3 separate regions of the Homo sapiens genome follow, and regions 1 and 3 are each linked to region 2. A link is a contact called in ENCODE Hi-C or POLR2A ChIA-PET data. All regions are on one chromosome and are shown on one strand. The core of a region is the stretch at or near the end of the contact, and the rest is flanking DNA. Distances in the headings are between cores, read along the strand shown.

Evidence for each region. A loop is a pair of places that touch in the nucleus more often than their neighbours do. ChIA-PET counts read pairs that join two places held with the same protein, here RNA polymerase II (POLR2A). Pooled maps may share reads with other maps.
Region 1: a pooled map shows a loop between it and region 2 (3-fold over the local background). The contact joins two enhancer-like sites. A Hi-C loop is called at or near these places in 4 of 37 single-sample maps with no recorded cell type and 3 of 50 pooled maps. POLR2A ChIA-PET finds 5 or more read pairs at or near these places in 1 of 52 experiments (naive thymus-derived CD8-positive, alpha-beta T cell).
Region 3: a loop to region 2 is called in a pooled map, with 6 times the contacts of the local background. The contact joins two enhancer-like sites. A Hi-C loop is called at or near these places in 6 of 168 maps with a recorded cell type or tissue (B cell, CD14-positive monocyte, GM12878 and 2 more), 29 of 37 single-sample maps with no recorded cell type and 17 of 50 pooled maps. POLR2A ChIA-PET finds 5 or more read pairs at or near these places in 8 of 52 experiments (A549, B cell, OCI-LY7 and 4 more).

What each region holds. Positions count from the first base shown.
Region 1 is chr6:134,396,260-134,400,039 of GRCh38, reverse strand. No RefSeq gene overlaps it. Among named protein-coding and RNA genes, the nearest start is that of LINC01010, 40 kb to the left of the region's middle. Within about 2 kb of position 1,444, at least 2 of the 41 ENCODE cell types and tissues checked have a DNase peak (open chromatin) inside an H3K27ac peak, as active enhancers do.
Region 2 is chr6:134,234,880-134,238,286 of GRCh38, reverse strand. The region is part of intron 2 of SGK1 (serum/glucocorticoid regulated kinase 1); the gene reads left to right. Among named protein-coding and RNA genes, the nearest start is that of SGK1, 82 kb to the left of the region's middle. RefSeq lists enhancers at 1,807-1,856, 1,997-2,286, 2,327-2,486. Within about 2 kb of position 2,151, at least 8 of the 41 ENCODE cell types and tissues checked have a DNase peak (open chromatin) inside an H3K27ac peak, as active enhancers do.
Region 3 is chr6:134,377,531-134,380,962 of GRCh38, reverse strand. No RefSeq gene overlaps it. Among named protein-coding and RNA genes, the nearest start is that of LINC01010, 58 kb to the left of the region's middle. RefSeq lists a silencer at 411-470. Within about 2 kb of position 1,747, at least 7 of the 41 ENCODE cell types and tissues checked have a DNase peak (open chromatin) inside an H3K27ac peak, as active enhancers do.

The DNA of each region.
Region 1 (3,780 bases), core at 195-2,694, 160 kb before region 2:
TTTAGGCGGGGCACAGTGGCTCACAGTGTCCTGCATGAGCTGACTGTAGGGACTACTGACTATCACGCTCGTAATCCCAACACTTTGGGAGACCGAGCCAGGCAGATCATTTGAGCCCAGGAGTTTGAGACCAGGTGGTGCAACAAGGTGAGGCCCTGTCTCTACAGAAAAATACAAAAATTAGCCAGGTCTAGTGGTGCCTGCCTTATAGGCCCTGCTACTCAGGAGGTTGAGGTGAGAAGATTGCTTGAGCCTGGGAAGTTGAGGCTGCAGTGAGCTATTATCACACCACTGCACTCCAGCCTGGACAACAGAGAGAAACCCTAGCTCAAAGAAAAAAAAAAAAAAAAAGATTAAGCGGAAGATCCCGTTCTCATGATGTCTAGTCTAATTGGAAATTCTCTCTTCTTAGGAACATACTTGATAATGACATATATTTAATAACTGAAACATATTTCTTTGCTTTTCTTATTTATTTATTTCTGAGATGGGGTTTCACTCTGTTACCTAGGCTGGAGTGCAGTGGCATGATCTCAGCTCACTGCTCCCTCAACTTCCTGGGCCCAGGCAATTCTCCCACCTCAGCCTCCTGAGTAGCTGGGACCATAGGCACATACCACCAAACCCATCTAAGTTTTGTATTTTTTTAATAGAGATGAGGTTTCACTATGTTGCCCAGATTGATCTCGAACTCCTGGGCTCAAGCTATACTCCTAGGCTCAAGCTATCCTCCTGCCTTCGCCTCCTAAAGTACTGGGATTACAGGTATGAGCCACTGTACCTGGCCATTTGCTTTTCTTTGCTTAATGGTTATCACGTAAAATAGAAGTTATCAGAATTTCTTCTTTTGTGGAGCACAAACCTTTAGCAATACTACAAACAAAATATATATCTCTGTGAGTTGAATATTTTATTCTTTCCAATTATCAACAATAAATAATAAATATAAGTCAAGCGTACTATAAGATTGAATTACATTTCTATTTTCTTCATGGAAAATGATTTTTTAAAGCCAACACGTTAACAGAAAAATCAAAGTATGCTGCCAAAATATGTAAGTAAGAAAGTATTGTAGAGGTGAATCAAGCCGTTAGTTAATAATAAATATTACGGTTTTTCTGGATTTTGTGATGTTTGTAGTATTTGTCATATTTTTAAATTGTAATATGTTGAGATTTCTTTTCTAACTCTAAATAAATGTTTACTTTTATAACGACTTTTATATACTTATCTTAGTCCATTTTCACACTGCAATAAAAAACTGCCTGAGGCTGGGTCATTTATAAAGGAAAGTGGTTTAATTGACTCACAGTTCCACGTGGCTGGGGAGGCATCAGGAAATTTACAGTCATGGTGAAAGGCAAAGGGGAAGTGAGGCCGTCTTACATGGTGGCAGGAGAGAAAAAGAGCAAAGCGACAACTGCCAAACATTTTTAAACCACCAGATCTCATGAGAACTCACTCACTATCATGAGACCAGCGTGTGGGAAACCGCCCCCATGATCCAGTCACCTCCCAGGAAGTCCCTACCCTGACACAAGGGGACTACAGTTCAAGATGAAATTTAGATGGGGACACAGAATCAAACCGTATCAATACTTTTTCTTTTTTCTTTTATTTCTTAATTGATGTATAATGATTGTACACATTTATGGGGTACATAGTGCTGTACATGTAATGTTTAGTGATCAGATCTCAAACGTTTATTATTTTTTGTGTTGAGAACATTTGATATCCTCCTAGCCATTTGACACTACATATTATTACTAATTATAGTCATCCTACAGTGAAATAAAACACTGGAACTTGTTTCTCCTATCTAGCTGTAACTTTGTATCCTTTCAAAAATCTCTCATCATCCTCCTTCCTCTTACCCTTCCCAGCCTCAGGTATCTTCTATACTACTTTTTACTTCTATGAAATCAACTTTTTATATACTTTTTATTAAAGAAGTTCTACAAAATTGCATAAACATAGGCCCTACAAAACCTGGATCCATCTGTAATATCAGGCATCCCTTTGGAAGAATATTTTTGCCGCAATGTCCTCTAGAAGGGTAAGTAAGATTACATTTAATACTTTAATCTCTGGCAACGTTTACTTCCAAAACAATGTGCAAACAGGTTATGAGATCACTTTCTGAAGAAGTCACCACCCATGGGTACAACCAGTGAAGCAGACGCAGGCAAAATCGGCCATGAAACTAGGAGCAGGTGCTATCTCCGGTATCCAGATGGGTGGGCATCTGCCCTGAGGGCCCAGTGATCCACAGTTAACATCATTTTCTTTACTTCCCCTAAACTAAGTCTCCTAGAAGCTACATTTAGGACCTAAAAAAAAAAAAAAAAAAAAAAAAAAAAAGTGAAACAAGTCCACTTCTCTGAAATATGCTCTTTACATGAAAACAAAGAGCCACAGTTACCCACCAGCAGCTATTATTCATTTATAGGTAAGTAGATAAGTAGGTAGGTAGGTAGGTAGGTAGATAAGTAAGTAGGTAGATAGATGATAGATAGATAGATAGATAGATAGATAGATAGATAGATAGACAGATAGACAGATAGTACTAGAGAAAACATGCGCAGATGTTAAATCTCCTCCTCTTATATGCAATTCAACATTTTCCCAAACTGATTCCACAGCTCTTCCGATTCGTGCTGTGTGTCCAGAATACTCTGTCCTGCATGAGCTGACTTTAGGGACTACAGATATGCACTTCTATGCTCTGCTCTGGAAACACAAACAAGTGCTATTAGCCTTTAATTGCTTCAGTAAGTGACAAAAAGCCTGCAGGACTGAGTTGTGGTGGTAGAAGTTATTTTCACTCACATCACACAACAAGCAATAGCTTTTGAAGGAAGAATGTGAAAAGCTTCATGAGAGAGGATGGGTGTGGAAAAATGAGGGGCAAGGGGGATGACAGTGGCAGAGTGGAGAGGGATCGTGAGACAGCGGCATGGCCAAGTTGGGGCAAGCTCAGTGAGAAGCGGCTAAAGTGCCTGGGGAGGGTGGCCACCATTTGCCTCTCTCACAAGTTTGGGCCTGAATGCACCTGCATCTGGATTTTCTGTGATCCCCCAGAAGGAGCAGCTCAATCCTATATAATCATCCAGAGAATTTCCCAAGGCTGAGGCGGGGCAGTGCAGCTGGAATCTGTGTCTCTGTGTCAACACTCTTCAATCCAGGAGTTTTAATTGTCTAAAGCGTCTCTATGTGGCCCTAGAATCGGTTGTCTTTTCTGCTCTTGAGTCCATTTGGGGCCTTCTCCTTAGAGAGCCACCAAGGAAAAATCAGAAAAGGTGACAAGAGGCCAGGCACAGCAGCTCATGCCTGTAATCCCAGCACTTTGGGAGTCTGAGGCGGGCGGGTCACTTGAGGCCAGAAAGTCAAGACCAGTCTGGCCAACATGTTGAAACCCCATCTCTACTAAAAATACAAAAACGAGCCAGAAGTGGTGGTGCATGCCTGTAATCCCAGCTACTCAGGAGACTGAGGCACGAGAATCACTTGAACCTGTGAGGCGAAGCTTGCAATGAACTGAGATTGCGCCACTGCACTGCGGCCTGTGCAACACAGAGAGACCCTGGAAAGAAGGAAAGAAAGAAAGAAAGAAAGAAAGAAAGAAAGAAAGAAAGAAAGAAAGAAAGAAAGAAAGAAAGAAAGAAAGAAAGAAAGAAAGAAAGAAAGAAAGAAAGAAAGAAAGAAAGGAAAGAAAGGAAAGAAAGAAAGAAAGAAAAAAAGAAAGAAAGAAAGAAGGAAAGAAAGAAAGAAAGAAAGAAA
Region 2 (3,407 bases), core at 902-3,401:
CATCTAAAGTCATTGATTCTCCACGACCTTATGGTCACTTTTCTAATGCATAAATCAACCCATTTCTTGCTCTCTTGAGAAATAATCCAGGTGTATTTAGTCAGGAAATCGGTTGTTTACTTTTCTGATGCAAAAGGTGGGAAAATGGAAGAAAAGATTATCTTTCCAGCTGGAAGTCAATCTTTTCCCAGAGATACAGATAATCTCTTTTAAAAATTTCTGAACTCTGGAACAATTATACTCTAAAAAAAGAATTATTAAGTCATACAAACTGAGGGAATCATAATATTGGGGAATAAGATGTTTTTTACACACTTTTTCTGGTATAAAATTTTGTGACTCATATGAATTATTTAGAGTATATTATTCTCAAGGACAAGTTTATTCTAATTTAAATCCTATGGGCTTGCAAATAAATAACTTACTTGTTCTCTTCAGTATACTATTGCTTGAGAGAAGAGAATATTTTGGTGGAAAGCTATTTCAGTGAAGCCAGACTATGCAATAGGACGGAAAAAACAAAGCTACAAAAGAAAAGCACTTTCCTAAAAAACTGTATGTAACTGAAATTGAGTTTATTTTATGAAAATATTATTTATTTATTAGTTTTTCAGACAGAGCCTCACTGTCACTCAGGCTGGAGTGCAGTGGCACGATCTTGGCTCACTGCAACCTCTGCCTTCCCGGGTTCAAGCGATTCTCCTCCCTCTGCCTCCTGAGTAGCTGGGATCACAGGCGCATGCCACCACGCCTGGCTAATTTTTTGTATTTTTCATAAAGATGGGGTTTCACCATGTTGGCCAGGCTGGTCTCAAACTCCTGACCTCAAGTGATCTGCCTGCCTTGGCCTCCCAAAGTGCTGGGATTACAGGCATGAGCCACTGTGTCCAGCGTTATTTTATGAAAATAAACCAGTGAAAATTAATTTCAGGCCAGGCACAGTGGCTCATGACTGTAATCTTAGCACGTTGGGAGGCCAGAGTGGGTAGATCACCTGGGCTCAGGAGTTTGAGACCAGCCTGGGCAACATGGTGAAATCCTGTCTCTACCAAAAATGCAAAAAAATTAGCCGGGCATGGTGGCATGTGCCAGCAGTCCTAGCTGTTTGGGAGGCTAAGGTAGGAGGATCGCTTGAGCCCCAGAGGCAGAGGTTGCAGTGAGCTGAGATCGCGCCACTGCATTCCAAACTGGGTGACGGAGTGAGACCCCATCTCAAAAAAAAAAAAAAGAAAAAGAAAAAGAAAATTAATTTCAAAAGTGGAATGTATTCACCCAACAATGTGTTCATTTATAAATAATACAGCAGCAACCTTGGGGATGATTGTTGTGGATGTTTTGATGTTTGGATATAATGTTAGTGGGAGACACAGGAAAATTTAAAATAGCAGTGATGGCTTCTATCTGAATCCCATTAACACTTGCGAGTTCATAGCCTCTTGATTTTTTGAGAAGGGGAGAATTGGAGCTCAACAGGTAGCAAACCATTTCATTCTGCAATTAGTCTGTCTAAAGAAAAAGGCTTTAACATTCAATGCTAGAATAAGGCTATTTTAGACATTTGAATTGCTGGCAAGACACCCCAAATTAGTCATCCCTTAATGGTTGTGTGTGGGTCTGTGTGTGTGTGTGTTTAAAATTCATTATTTACTTATTTATTTTTGAGATAGAGTCTCGGTCTGTCATCCAGGCTGGAGTGCAGTGGGGAGATTGTTGTTCTTTGCAGCCTCAACCTCAAAGACTCAGGTGATCCTCCCATCTCAGCCTCCCAAGTAGCTGGGGCTACAGGCACGTGTCACCATGCCCAGCTAATTTTTGTATTTTTTGTAGAGACGGAGTTTCGCCATCTTGCCCAGGCTGGTCTTGAACTCCTGGGCTCAAGCAATTCGCCCACCTCAGCTTCCCAAAAGTGCTTACAGGCGTGATCTACCAGCCTCCCTTAATGTTTTTTAAAACCACTTATTTAGGGCTATTGGTGAAAACAACAAATGAAGCATAGAGGCAATTACAGGAAGAGAAAGTACCCAATATTATGTAAAATGTGTTAGTACTGAGTCATATGTAAATTTGTGTTTAACTTCCTCACTCTTAAATTCTAGTTCCTGGAATCCCCCTCCTTCATAACTGACTCACAGTCTATTTTGGGACAAACCTGCCAATACTACAATCCCTTTACTGTACATTAAAATATATACAGAAAAGTCAAGAACTAATAGAATCATCAAACAATACCAACTAAGGGACCTCACCCACCTGTGAGGATGGAGCATGTGGCCTCAAAATCAGGGCTGACCTAAACTCTCCATGGTTGGAGTCACGTTTCCTAAGGCTGTGTTTGAAAAAAAAAATTAGTTAATTAGAAATACCTTGTTCACAGTTTAATGCTTGATCTTGTTCCTTATCTAAAATATCTATGGCCAGGTGCGGCGGCTCACACCTATAATCCCAGCACTTTGGGAGACCGAGGAGAGAGGATCACCTGAGGTCAGGAGTTTGAGACCAGCCTGGCCAAAATGGTGAAACCCCTTCTCTACCAAAAATACAAAAAAAATTAGCCAGGCATGGTGGTGCATGCCTGTAGTCCCAGCTACTCGAGAGGCTGAGGCAGGAGAATCACTTGAACCCTGGAGGTGGAGGTTGCAGTGAGCCGAGCTCGTGCCATTGCCCTGCAGCCTGGGCAACAGGAGGGAAACTGTCTCAAAAATAAATAAATAAATAAATAAATAAATAAATAAATAAATAAATAAAAATATCTATTTTTTCCACTTCCTCCTTGTCAAAACTTCTCTAAATTTTTAATAATAAATTTTATTATTTTAAAGTAATCTCATTATTTTTTTCTAAACAGGGTTTGAAGTTACATTTTCATCTTGATTCTAGTTGCTTCCTCCCCCCGCTTTCTTTACTATGTTCCAGTAATTTGATTTCAGAGTTGGCATTAACTCCCTGAATTCAGGAAGATATTCCCCAAGGACCTGAATCTTAGCCCTGGAAGCGATGTGAAAGCTTACATAGCACATCTCTCACCTTCAGTCAGAGCCATACAAAGAAGCTGCTATCTTATTATTCATGGCTTTAGAAAAGACTGCTCAACCTCCACCTGCATCTTATTTTGACATTTAGTTAGCTTTACTGTGTCGAACAAAGCCATTATGCTACACACCAAGCCTGTTTCCCTTGTTTTATACTCAGCGATGATAACCAACCCTGTCTGTATATAAAGCTCTCTATAAATTCATAGACTGTCTTCTTCAATTGTCATTTGGTCTTCTCTTCAAGAAAATTAATTATGTCTTGTTTGCCTCTCCTCATTGGTCTTTTTTTCCAATACTTGACTCATTTTGCCATCCTTGGAGCTGTCTTCTAAATAATTTCCAAGTTTTCCAATTAGTCTTATTTATTTATCTATT
Region 3 (3,432 bases), core at 498-2,997, 140 kb before region 2:
TAAAGCAGTAAATTTTTCATCTTTAAAATGTTGCATCCTCAAAATGAGTTAGGGCAGCATGAGAATAACTTGGAAACTGAAAGCTTATCTGGGTAGAAGGGATGCAATTACCTACAGAATTTCAAATTATAAAAAGAAGGCTCCATATATTTTTCTTGGATTTTTGTTTGTTTGTTTATCTCTGAGCGCTGGAGAATTCCTGCTTTAGTGAGGATTGAAAATTGAGTGTTAGGCTATCTTTAGACTCATTTGAAAAAAATTGTTCAATTTAGGTAAATAATTCATTGGCAGCTGGACATAGTGGCTCACGCCTGTAATCCTAGCACTTTGGAAGGCTGAGGCGGGCAGATTGCTTGAGGCCAAGAGTTCAAGTCCAGCCTGGCAACATTGCGAAACCTCGTCTCCACAGAAAATACAAAAAAATTAGCCTGGTGTTGTGGTGAACGCCCACAGTCCCAGCTACAGAGGCGCTGAGGTGGGAGGATCATCTGAGCCCAGGAAGTTGATGCTGCAGTGAGCTGAGATCATGCCACTGCACTCCAGCCTAGGCGTCAGAGTGAGAGCCTGGCTCAAATAAATAAATAAATAAATAATAATCCATTGGCTATTTTATTTGATTTTACCCATTCAAATAAACATTTAAAAAATAACCAGTTTTTTTTTTTTTTTTTTTTTTGCCAGAATTCATTTTGTTCCTGTTTATACAATAGTTTGTATATGTAGACAAAACTTAATACCTTGTTTGGTAGAAGAAAATGGGCATAACTAGAACATCAGCATTCCTCAATTCCAAACTTGTTCAGTCAATAGTAAGCAAGAGTGTATGAAGATGCACAGGTATTTAGCTTAAACTTTCATAAAGAAAAAGACTACCCATGCTTTTAAATTACTGGCCTTATGATTTTTGAAATACAAGAAGAAAAAAAAAAACAAAAAAGAAGAAGAGAAGGAGGAGGAGAAGAAGGAAGAAGGAAAAGGTTATTTCAAAGCATGGAAAGAAGCAAATGAGAGTCAGGTAAAAATTTCAACTTCAGTAATCCTAATATGCACTTCTGTGCCTGTTGCATAGTTGGAAGACAATTACTTTGGCTTTCACACTTTCCAGTGAAAAGGGCTATTCTGACTTAGCCGTCCTGGAAACACCTGCATCTGTTGTGTAATATTAATGAACTTGAATTTGGAGTGCTAGCACTGTACCTCTCTCTATGAATAATAGGGCACACATAAATGATTAAAACAAGGGAAACAGAAACCTCCCCAGGATCAAATTCATTTATCAGCCCACCAAGGTCACTGACCTCAATAACCCAGGGCCTAGCTACTAAAATGATTAATTGATCTATTCTTTCATTTCACTTATTTAATTTGAAGAGGGCTGAAGTGAAAATATTTTCAATGAATTGACCTGTAAGCAATTGTATTTAGCTTGCTGCATCATCCAAAACACATATTAGTGGCAGTGAGAAGCATGAATACATGCTATTAAACAGATAAAGGTGAACAAAGAAACCACAGTGAGACAGGAGAATAGGGTGTGGAGGCCGGGAAACTAAGGCCGATTTGTGCTGACTTCCTATAACTGAATCAAAAGGAAAACCCCACCTCTACACACTGAAGTAACAAAAGGATCAGAGGCTACTCCCTTTGCACTGTGTGGCAGATGATAAATGGAAAGTACCTCTGATCGGCCCCCTCGCATAACCAGTCAGACTGGTTGTGGGCCTAGTCTTCATTTGCCTAAGAGTGTAACTTTGTTACTTCACTTCAGCCTCTGATTGGTCGCCTTCTGCAACCAATCAGACTGGTTGTGGGCCATTCCTTCATTCACATGGGGTGTGACCAAGTAACCAATGGGGAAATTCTAGAGGGTATTTTTAAACCCCAGAAAATTCTGTAACAAGCGCTCATCAGCTGCTTGCTTCTGTGGCTCCCTCTCTGTGGAATGTACTTTTGTTTCAATAAATCTGTGCTTTCGCTGCTTCATTCTTTCATTTCTTTGTGCGTTTTGTCCAATTATTTGTTCAAAATGTCAAGAGCCTGGAAGACTTGTAGTCAAGACCCTCCATCAGTAACAATAGATTTTCTTATGCATCTTCCTGTTACTTAACTTGTTATCCCTGGTTTAGAACTCTCCTTATAATTCTCCATACTATTATAACCTCAAAAGGTGTACTGATAAATGAATTGAAAGAATATCCTGGCAGATATAGAGATTAAATTGGATTTCTATAAAGAAAATATTTAAGAAATTTTAAAAATGTGTTTATATTTACAGTCATTGTGGGGTGGAGGGTGGGGGTAGGGAACTTGAGCAGAAGGTCATTTTGTTTTTGTATACAGCTGACAACTTTCATCAGATATTGGTATGGCAAAGATAAGCCTGGAATTCTGTTTAGAGTAACGGTATAAAAACCTGCAGTGATCACAAAGTCATAAAATTAGGAGCATGTAGGCTTATGGTTAAGGAGAAGACATGATTAAGATAAGCTTTAGAGAAGAGGCTATGAGGAGGAAGCAAATTTACTTAATTTTTAAAATTTCATAAATAAGTAAATTGATAAATAAACAAATAAAAAAGGTGTCCTTCACTTTAGTCAACCAGTATGCTCAAAAGGACTTTCAAATTCAATTTTCTTTTTGACATTTGAGACATTCCTATTTCATGGAAAAACCTTGAATTATCATCCCATATATTCAAATATTTTTTATCAAGTTGAGTTTTATTTTGGGTTTTCTTCAAGTGAGGAACCCCTAATACAAGTTATATTTTACATTATAAATGTTTGTATATTCTAGTTTAATTTGCAGTGAACATTTGCCCTAAATGAGAACTTAAAATGTATACTAAATGTAGCATTAAAAACAGTTGTTTGCATTTTATGTCACAGCCCATCCTTGACAAAGACACCTGCATGAAAAGCAGCAAATTTGGATAGCAATACCAGTAACCAGCTATAAAGTTCTGTAAGTTAGTTCCTTTTGTGAATTCTCTGATTGATTGATTGATTTTGAGACAGAGTCTCGCTCTGTAGCCCAGGCTGGAGTGCAGTGGGGCAATCTCAGCTCACTGCAACCTCCGCCTCCCAGGTTCAAGTGATTCTCCTGCCTCAGCCTCCCAAGTAGCTGGGATTACAGGGGTACACCACCATGCCTGGCTAATTTTTGTATTTTTTAGTAGAGACAGGGTTTCCCCATGTTGGTCAAGCTGGTCTCGAACTCTTGACCTCAGGTCATCCACCCGCCTCTGCCTCCCAAAATTTTGGGATTATAGGCGTGAGCCACTGTGCCCAGCCCCCTCATTTATATTAGAAAATTATATCACAGGCTGAGTGTGGTGGCTCACACCTGTAATCCCAGCACTTTGGGAGGCCAAGGCGGGTGGATCACAAGGTCAAGAGATCGAGACCATCCTGGCCAACATGGTGAAACCCC